2 separate regions of the Homo sapiens genome follow, and region 2 is linked to region 1. The links are chromatin contacts, found by Hi-C or POLR2A ChIA-PET in ENCODE. All regions are on one chromosome and are shown on one strand. Each heading gives the region's core, a stretch centred on a gene start or an enhancer-like site at or near the end of the contact. The rest is flanking DNA. Distances are from core to core; before and after follow the strand shown.

Evidence for each region. Hi-C counts contacts between places; a loop is a spot of excess contacts on that map. ChIA-PET counts read pairs that join two places held with the same protein, here RNA polymerase II (POLR2A). Pooled maps may share reads with other maps.
Region 2: a loop to region 1 is called in a map of Calu3, with 5 times the contacts of the local background. The contact joins two enhancer-like sites. A Hi-C loop is called at or near these places in 1 of 168 maps with a recorded cell type or tissue (Calu3) and 1 of 50 pooled maps. POLR2A ChIA-PET finds 5 or more read pairs at or near these places in 4 of 52 experiments (HCT116, HEK293, HEK293T and 1 more).

The regions. Positions count from the first base shown.
Region 1 is chr1:65,172,536-65,177,317 of GRCh38, forward strand. The region is part of intron 1 of AK4 (adenylate kinase 4); the gene reads left to right. Among named protein-coding and RNA genes, the nearest start is that of AK4, 27 kb to the left of the region's middle. Within about 2 kb of position 2,161, at least 11 of the 41 ENCODE cell types and tissues checked have a DNase peak (open chromatin) inside an H3K27ac peak, as active enhancers do.
Region 2 is chr1:65,105,888-65,110,669 of GRCh38, forward strand. No RefSeq gene overlaps it. Among named protein-coding and RNA genes, the nearest start is that of AK4, 40 kb to the right of the region's middle. RefSeq lists a silencer at 1-16. Within about 2 kb of position 2,569, at least 3 of the 41 ENCODE cell types and tissues checked have a DNase peak (open chromatin) inside an H3K27ac peak, as active enhancers do.

The DNA of each region.
Region 1 (4,782 bases), core at 911-3,410:
GATGCAGAGACTTGGGTATAGAATAAGCTTACGAATGGAAATCAGGGGCCTGATGCACTACAGGCGGTTTGATTTATGACGGAAACATCCTCAGATATCCAGGAACTCATATATTGGAATAGAGACAACTGTGGGAATAGATTGTCCTACCCAGAAAGCAAAATCTGGCAGAGTTTGAGGTTTCTTATTGGGTAATTTTATCAGCTCGTTCTTAGATTAATTAGTAGAATAAGACTTCCAGAGTTGCAAGATGAAATGCGATGCTTTCTTCTCTTCTTCTTCGCTATTTCTACTTCTGGGCCATCTTGGCCAGCAAGAGATTTTTTTTTTTTTTTTTTTTTTTTTGATACGAACTCTCGCTCTGTTGCCCAGGCTGGAGTGCAATGACATGATCTGTGCTCACTGCAACCTCCACTTTCCGAGTTCAAGCGATTCTCCTGTCTCAACCTCTCAGGTAGCTGGGATTGCAGGCATGTGCCACCAAGCCTGGCTAATTTTCTGCATTTTTAGTGGAGACAGGGTTTCACCACGTTGGCTAGGCTGGTCTTGAATGCCTGACCTCAAGTGATCCACCTGACTTGGCCTCCCAAAGTGCTGGGATTGCAGGCGTGAGTCACTGCGCCCGGCCTAGCAAGAGATTTTTGAACCACAAGTCTTGGTCGTCAGTATTGAATCATTATGGTGTGTGGCATGGTAGTGGCTGCACCATGTTGGAGTAAATGTGTTCTCATGGTGGGGGATATTAGTGACCCTGGGTAACAGTCCATGGCACTTGGCTTGCACCACAGAGTTAACATACAGCAGATCAGCTGTCCCTGTCCTCCAGCTTTATATACCGAATTAGAAAGACTTGGGCCCTCATCCTTTACTCAGTGGCTTCCCGGCACTCCACACCACATCTCTAATACTGGGTATTTTCTCTGGTCACCTCTTCCTCAGATTGCATACTTCCCTGTAATTTTTCACTTCTGCGTTTCAGTCTTTCCTTGGAAAGGCTGCCCTTTCTGTATGACTTCATCCCATGTTGGACCCGACCCTCCTTCTTTCCTTCTCCCAAAGCACTACTCATACCTGTAATCCCAGCACTGTGGGAGGCCAAGGTGGGCAGATCGCTTGTGCTCAGGAGTTCGAGCCTGGGCGGCATGGTGGAACCTCATCTCTACAAAATACAAAAATAATTAGCCAGGCGTGGTAGCGCACGCCTGTAGCCACAGCTGCTTAGGAGACTGAGGTGGCAGGATCCCCTAAACCCGGGAAGCTGAGGATGCAGTGAGGCATAATTGTGCCACTGTACTCCAGTCTGGGTGACAAAGGGAGACCCTGTCTCAAAAAAAAAAAAATAGACTACTTAGCTGAGGTGGTTGTATTAAGGTTTGGGGTGATGGGGATTAGAGTCTGGCACAAGGAAGTTGACATGGCATGTTAGACACCGGTGTCCTAAAAACCTATCAGCCATTCCCCACACACCCCTTCAGCCACTGCCTGCCCCTCCCCTGGCTTAGGTTCAGCTCACTGATTTCTTGCTCTTTTCCCTTCTGGAGAGTCTGCTCTTTTTCTGTTCCTCAGCTTTCAATCCTCCAATACCAGAAGGATTTGGCTTTCTAATCCAGAATAGTTTCCCTCTTCACCCTCAACCCCCCAAATAAACCCTAGCCTTACCTTTATTGATCCAAAAACTCATTAGTTTTTCCTGAATGAAGGGCCCAGAGCAAAGCATAGGCAGATGTTTTGACACTCTAGTTGTTTTTTTTTTAACCTGATTAAATTTTTAGATGAAGTTTATTTTCCCCCAAGTCTCTCTAAGAATACAAGGAACTCGTTTTCTTAATTCAGAGACTGAGTTTTCTTAATTTTCTTTCTTAAATTCAGAGACCGAATTTCCCTTTGGCAAAGACAGATCCTCGAGTGTCAGGACTTATTATTATTTTTTTCTTGGCTACAATTTGCCTTCTTTTTTCTTTTAACATACCTCATTTACTCACTTAATTTAAAAAATACTGTTGGGATCCTTTGCTCCCTGAGCCTTTGTTTAAGTCACTGAGCTCAACAAGACCTGCCCTTGAGGTGTTCTCAGTTCACAAGGGGAAAGGGGAAAGGGACAGATGGTTGAACAAAGAATTACGGTGTGAGAGAAATTGCTTGAGGAAGTGAGCAAAGGCTTTGGACACAGGGTCTAGGGAGCTACTTGCTGTAGGGCATGTGTTAAGAGTTCAGGCTTTGGAACCACATTGACTGGGAAGCCAGCCAGGCAAGTTACTCAAACACTTTCTATTTCTTCAACCACAAACCAAGAATAATAATGGTACTACTTCATACGGTTGTTGTAAGAATTAATTGAGATAATACGTACAAGGGAGTATAGAAAGACTTGACCCAATATTTGCTTATTTATTTTTTCTTTTTAAAATTTTTATGGATATCTATTTTTAATGTGCTCCATGGTAGGAATTAGCTTAATCCTGCAATTAAGTGAAACACATTTTAAGAATGTATAATATTTTCTCTTTTTGTGTGCCACTTTTTATTTTAAACAACCAAAATAGTGGTCATGACCTTCATTTGACAACCCCTGGTCCAGTACTTCCTAAGTGTTTCATTACTGTTGCCACTGGTATCGTTGTTCTTGCTGGCTGTTGAAGGATGATTGTGTGTTGGCCCGCTCAGTGGACTGCTTGTCCTTGCTGATTGCTGAGGAGGTCCTGTCAGAAGAGTGTCCGCATCAGCTCTCCCTGTTCCCGTTTCCCTTCCGGAGGTTGCTGAGCAGCACACATTTTTGGAGCCCTTGCTGTAGTTCTCCAACAGGGCATTGCCAGAGTTACTACAGAGAGAGAGAGGGAAGACTCTCATGGGCAGCAGTAGCAATCCATCCTGTGTGAGCAGATGGCACTGGAGAATAGCAGCCTTGCTTCTGCTGAGCTGCAGCCAAGATCCTGTTCAGAGAGGCAGCCAACAAGGTGCATGGCACAGCCGGATAGATTCACACTCTGGGCCTTGTGCAATGGCAAGGAATTACTATTTGTGTTGCTTTAAAAGTGACATTCCTCCTTATCCTCTGAATGCGTCTAGTACTTGGGCTGTGCTCAGGTTACAGGGAGGCTGTTCTATGGTTTTTACAGAGTAAGAAAATCCAGAGGGCCCCTGAGATTTCCAATGTAATCCTACTCTGTAGGGCTGAAAGTGCCTGCTATGGTGGATACCAAGGCAGATTTCCAGAACATGAGCTTGAGGAGACGGTTAAACATTCTGGGTTTAAAACTCTTCTGTGATTTTGGCAAATCTTTCAGATTACTTGCCGTTTTCCTATTTGCTCCCTTGCCCAACTTCTGTTGCATTCATCCCAATCTGCTTTTCTCCTCCGCTGCTTATATAAAGCCGCGTGTGGTATTACACCAGATGTTCATGGTGTGTTTATGAATGCATGTGTTCCTATCCCGGGCCAAGAAAATACACTTGACATAGGACGTCCAAAATTTTTTGGCTTATGAAGCTCCAGTATCTTTTACTTTCACTACTTATTTAATTTTAAAAGAAGGTTACTGTACTGTTTTATTCTTTGAATAAATATGAAGGGTGAAATAATAATTGATCTGCTGGCGGAATGAGAAAGCCTAAGGAGGAAGAATTGTCTGGATATCCTTTGTGCTTAGAGATTGGATCACCTTCTTTTTCAGTAATGCCAGCCCCTCCCCTACCCAAAGTCATGGCTGTTGTCCATGCATCTTTTTATCTTGGCTATTATAGAAGCATACCCACTGCCAACACATTTCTGGACCCTGGGTACAAAATTAGACTAAGTGAATATAAATATCCAGTCTGGCTAGAGAGAAAAGAGTGAAGAGGCCTCATGAAGCATTGGCCCTTATTCTCAGGAAGCGTTCTAGGGAAAGTATGGTAGAAAGAACACTAAATGATGATTCAGGCCTGAGTTCCCATCCCGACTCCACCTCTCACGTTTAGAACGGGCATAATGATCAGTTGATTTCGCTGCCCGTGAATGCCGGGAGACTCTCCTTAGTCTGTAAAGTCCCCTCCTCACCACAGAGATGGAACCTCTGTGGTTTAAGGAAAGCTGGTGTGGGGAGGCTAGTCCTCTACCCTTCACACAAGCCTCCAAATGCAGGGAGTTGAAGTGCCACCACAGAGATAGCAGAGGTCGAACGGTCTACCTCTCTCTTGCAGATGAGGAAACTTGAGGCCACGATAAGTGAAATACATTGCTGTGTTGAGAGTCCTGTGGGCAGTGAGCTGAAAGCAGAACAAAGAGCTGGGACTCCTGATTCCCAGCCTGGCAGTAGTAGTTCCTGGTGTCATATTTGCCATTGCCTCAGTATGAAGCCATTCCAGTATTTCAGTGTTTTTAAAAAGGTATTGTCCCTTGATAAAATGCAGATGTCAGGAAATAAATCACATTACAAATTCTTTCATTTTTAATCTCACAATTAGTGATTAAGAGATGCATATTTGTACTTTCGAGCTCAAATCTAGGTTAAATAATTTTTCATTTTACTATTAATCTGCTTTTGACTTAGGTGATAATCGATTGTGCAGATCACAGATTTGAGTAATGTTGGCTACAACTTCCTTTGGTTGAAGACCAACAATAATTGCCGCTATCATGAGCTAAATATTGCAGACTAAATGACAAAGGAAAGGTATTGAAGACGGGTGTATTCCATATGAGGTCTCTTTTTCCCTCAGAGACCAGTGACTAATATGCCACGAGCATATTAGTCTAATATCCAAAGGAACAAAAATGAGTAGGATTATAGTCTTTACAGTTTC
Region 2 (4,782 bases), core at 1,319-3,818, 66 kb before region 1:
ATCGCCTGAGGTCAAGAGTTCGAGATTAGCCTGGCCAACATGGTGAAACTCCATCTCTACTAAAAATACAAAAATTAGCCAGACACAACTGGTGCATGCCTGTAATTGCAGCTACTCGGGAGGCTGAGGCAGGAGAATCATTTGAACCTGGGAGGCAGAGATTGCAGTGAGCTGAGATCACGCCACTGCACTCCAGCCTGAGTGACAGAGTGAGACTCCGTCTCAAAAAAAAAAAAAAAATCGTTGCAATGGAAGGGATAAATTAATCCATACACCACATGCTCTAGGATATTTTTAGCCTGTAGACTTTTGCACATGTGGGTCCCGAGGCCAGGAATGAGTTTCCTTGGTTCTATGGCAGGCTGATTCCTGTGGGATGGCGCATAGCATAGGAGCCCTTAACTTACCACAGGGACATCAGAGAAAGATTCCTGGAGGAGGAATGTTAACCCTGTCAAAATGCAGAATTCCAGGTCTGGAGTGGGGCATCACATACTGCATTTCTAACACGCACCCAGGTGATACTGCTGCTGCACCAAACTTTGAGTATCAAGGATGCTTGGGAAGTATGGAGATAGGGATGAAGAAGGGGAGAAAGAAAGATGATCCAAGCAGATGAGTCTGCTGTGAGCTGTGCTGGCTAAACCATAGTGCCTGCAGGGACCTCAGCGGTGCAGGCTAGGAATGAAAAGGAGAAAGGATGGCATGGGAACAGTGGACACATAGAATGTCTGTGAAGGAATGGCAGACTCAGGCTTTCATGGCAAGTGAAGGAGGCCTGAAGTAATGGACATAGCACCAGAAGCTGAGATTTGTAAATATAGGGATGAAAAACTAATGTTTCTTGAATATCTGCATACCTCTATCTATATCCTTATCTGTATCTATACCAATGTCTGTCTGTCTTTGGCACTTCATTTTGTCCTTGCAACAGCCTAAGAAGTAGAAAACGGAGATTCAGAAAGATTAGGTTAGTTGCTGCAAGTCACACAAATAGGAAGAGGTGGATTCCAGCAAGAACTAAGTAGGAGCTGGGCTCAATAGGCCTATAATCTCAGCACTTTGGGAGGCTAAGAAGAGAGGATTTCTTGAGGCCAGGAGTTCGAGATCAGCCTTGGCAACATAAGGAAACCCTATCTCTAAAAAAAAAAAAAAGAAAAGAAAATTTGTTTTTAAATTAACCAGGCATGATGGTGTGTGCCTGTAGTCTCAGCTACTCCAGAGGCTAAGGCGGGAGAATTGCTTAAGCCTGGGAGTTCAAAGATATAGTAAGCGGTGCTCATGCTACTGCACTCCAGCCTGGGAGGCAGAGTGAGACCCCGTTTCTTACAAAAAAAGAACAAAAGAACTAAGTAGGGTGTCAGGACTCAGATAAGTAGATGGAGATTCAGAGAAGAGCTTTTAGTCCAGTGGGCAATTCAAATATAAATGGAAACTTGGAGACCTAGTATAGTTGCAGTGCCTGGGTCAGTAGATCAGGATTTTGGAAGGCTGGAATCTGACGGTGGCTATGGCAAGAGACTAGGGCTCCTGACAGATTCAGGGAGCAGCCCAATCCCAGACTCCCAGACTCCAGCAAAACTCAAGCTGAAGTTAGAGGGGCTGTCCCTGTCAACATGGCTAGATGACTCCATGGTGAAACCCTGGAGAAGAATTCCACGATGGTAAATGGAAGGGCTGTTGAAGCCAGAAAGAGAGTGCAGAGGAATATTTTATTCACTGGGTAGACACAAAGATGGGAGAATCTAGAAATGAAGACAAAGCCTTATTTACATTTTAACAGATTTTCTCTCCTGCCATAATAGAATCATAACCTTCTTGAAACATATACAGTCTTATTTATTTACTTATTTATTTATTTATTTATTTATTCATTTAGAGACAGGGTCTCATTCTGTTGCTGAGGCTGGGGTGCAGTGGTGCAATCATGGCTCACTGCAGCCTTGACCTCCTGGGCTCAAGCAATCCTCCTGCCTCAGCCTCCTGAGTAGCTGGGACTACAGGTGCATACCACCATGCCTGGCTCATTTAAAAAATTTTTTTGTAGAGATGGAGTATCGTTATGTTGCCCAGGCTGGTCTCCAACTCCTGGGCTTAAGGGATCCTCCCACCTCAGCCTCCCGAACTGAGACTGCAGGCATGAGCCACTGTGCCCAGCCTCACAGATACTTTCTTAAGCTGCTCAATGCAAAGGCTTTCCCTACCTCCACCCATTTATTTAATGTTAAATAGAGACTACGTGTTTAACATCCAAGGACTGCTACTTTAACTAAGGAACATCTAAATAAAATATGTTTGTTTTAGGAATGAAATCGATTCACTTAGTTTCTCATTAGCCATGTTATTCCAACCCACTACTTTATGACTCATTTAGTTCCTTTATCAGAAAAACTGAAGACATATTTACAAGTCTATATTTCACAAATAGCTTTGTACAAACTAGGAATTGGTGGGCACTCCCTAAGTAAACATAAAAATAAATTACCTTCTGTTAAAAGTCAAAATGTTAGCTGTGTATGGTGGCACACGCCTGTAGTCCCAGCTACTCAGAAGGCTGAGGCTAGAGGGTGACTTCTAGGCGGAAGTGAGCTATGATTGTGCTACTGCACTCCAGCCTGGGTGACAGACTGTCTCTAAAAAGAACAGGTGAAAATGACAAGGTTTAGAGTATGACCCATGCACATGCATTTCCCAGGTGTGGCAGAGAACAATAAAGAAAGCAGGATACTGGAAGAATCACCTATGTGGGTAAACAAATCACAGGTTTTATGATGGGAGCCTGGTGACAGAAACAATAGGATAGTTACATTTATCTTACTTAGCAGGCAGATTGTTATTATTCATGCGTTATTCTGAATACTTTTACAAACATGAAGCCACTTAATCCTGTGAGGTAGGTTTTACTACTATCCTCATTATACAGAGAAGGAAACTCAGGCACAGAGAGCTTAAGTCGCTGCCCAAACCTTAAGAAACATATAGTTCAATGGGGACACCAATGCTCAAACAGGTTAAAATATTTGTGTAAAACCAAAGAGAAGCAAGAAGAGATGAGAATTCCCATCTCCAGAGTCTCAAGTCTTGCTTTTTAAGCTAAAATGTAAGATTTTAGAAACAAGAGCATCATTTCTTTGATATATTCTCCAGTCCTTTGTGCCTTTGCTATACTCTGCACATACCATTTGTGTAGTTATACCACTGCCTTGTGAATATCTGTGTTCTTTTCTTCCCTACTAGACTGTGAGCTGCTTGAGGGCAGCGACTGTGTGTCTTTTTCTTTTCTGTATGGGCAGCAGCTAAGCATAGTACCTGGAATATACTAGGTGCTCCATATGCTTATTGAAGTTTGGGTGTTTTTTGTTTTCATTTTTTTTTTTTTTTTTTTGAGACAGCATCTCACTCTGTCATCCAGGCTGGAATACAGTGGTGCGATCACAGCTCACTGCAGCCTCAACCTCCTGGGCTCATGCAATCCTTTGACCTCAGCCCTCTGAGTAGCTGGGACTACAAGAACCTGCCAACATGCCAGGCTTTTTTGTAATTTTTGTAGAGACAGGGTTTTGCCATGTTGCCCAGGCTGGTCTTGAACTCCTGGGCTCAAGCAATCTACCCTCCTTGGCCTCCCAAAGAGCTGGGATTACAGGCGTGAGCCACTGAGCCCAGCTGTTCATTGAATAATTGAATGGATTAAACTCTTGATTCTTTCCTGACTTCTGACGCCAATGAAGCCTGGCCTTGAGGCATAGGATGGCACCTGGGTTACCCGATGGCTCTCTGTGCCATGAATGTTTCATAACTGCAGGCTGTGTGTTGCTTGTTCTGAGCTTGGCACTATGCCAGAGAGATGTCTGACTGAGTGGTCTTTTGCAAAGTAGCCTTGATCTTCTATTTTTCCAGTTGTTTTAGTTCTTGTAGATTTTGTTTTCTTCATATACGCACCAGGGAGTTTCATACATTCTTTTTTGTCTATGCTTGTCAGACTGTATACAGTGTCCTTCAGTGCTTAAGCTGCACACGTAGTCTAAGAACTTAGGATAATAGTAACTTTTTATTTAGGTAAATTAACAATTTGTTCAGCATTTCTTATGTGTTAGGTACCTTACATTCATTATCTCTTTTAATCCTCAAAATATCCCTGTGAGACATTTTGTATAGTACCCGCCCCACTCCCGACAGCCTTTTTTTTTTTTTTTGAGACGGAGTCTTGCTCTGTCACCCAGGCTGGAGTGCAGTGATGCAGTCTCGGCTCCCTGCAACCTCCGCATCCTGGGTTCAAACGATTCTCCTGCCTCAGCCTCCCAAGTAGCTGGGACTGCAGGTGCCCACCATCACGCTGGGCTAATTTTTTGTATTTTTAGTAGAGATGGGGTTTCACAGTGTTAGCCAGGATGGTCTTGATCTCCTGACCTCGTGATCCGCCCGCCTCGGCCTCCCAAAGTGCTGGGATTACAGGTGTGAGCCACTGCACCTGGCCCAGTACCCCATTTTATGATGCTGAAAATGAAGGCTCAGAGAGGCTAAGTGATTGATTCAAGGTTATGCAGCCATTGAAGGTGAAGCCAAGATTCTTACCCAGGTGTATATGTGGCTGTGTTAGGCCACTTTTGTGTTGCTATAAAGAAATACCTGAGGCTGACTAATTTATAAAGAAAAGCAGTTTATGAGGACTGAATCAGAAGGAAACAAAAAAAAAATAAATAAAGAAGGAAAGAAAGAAAAGAAAAGAGGCTTAATTGGCTCAGGGTCTGCAGGCTGTGCAAGCATGGCTCCAGCATCTGCTCC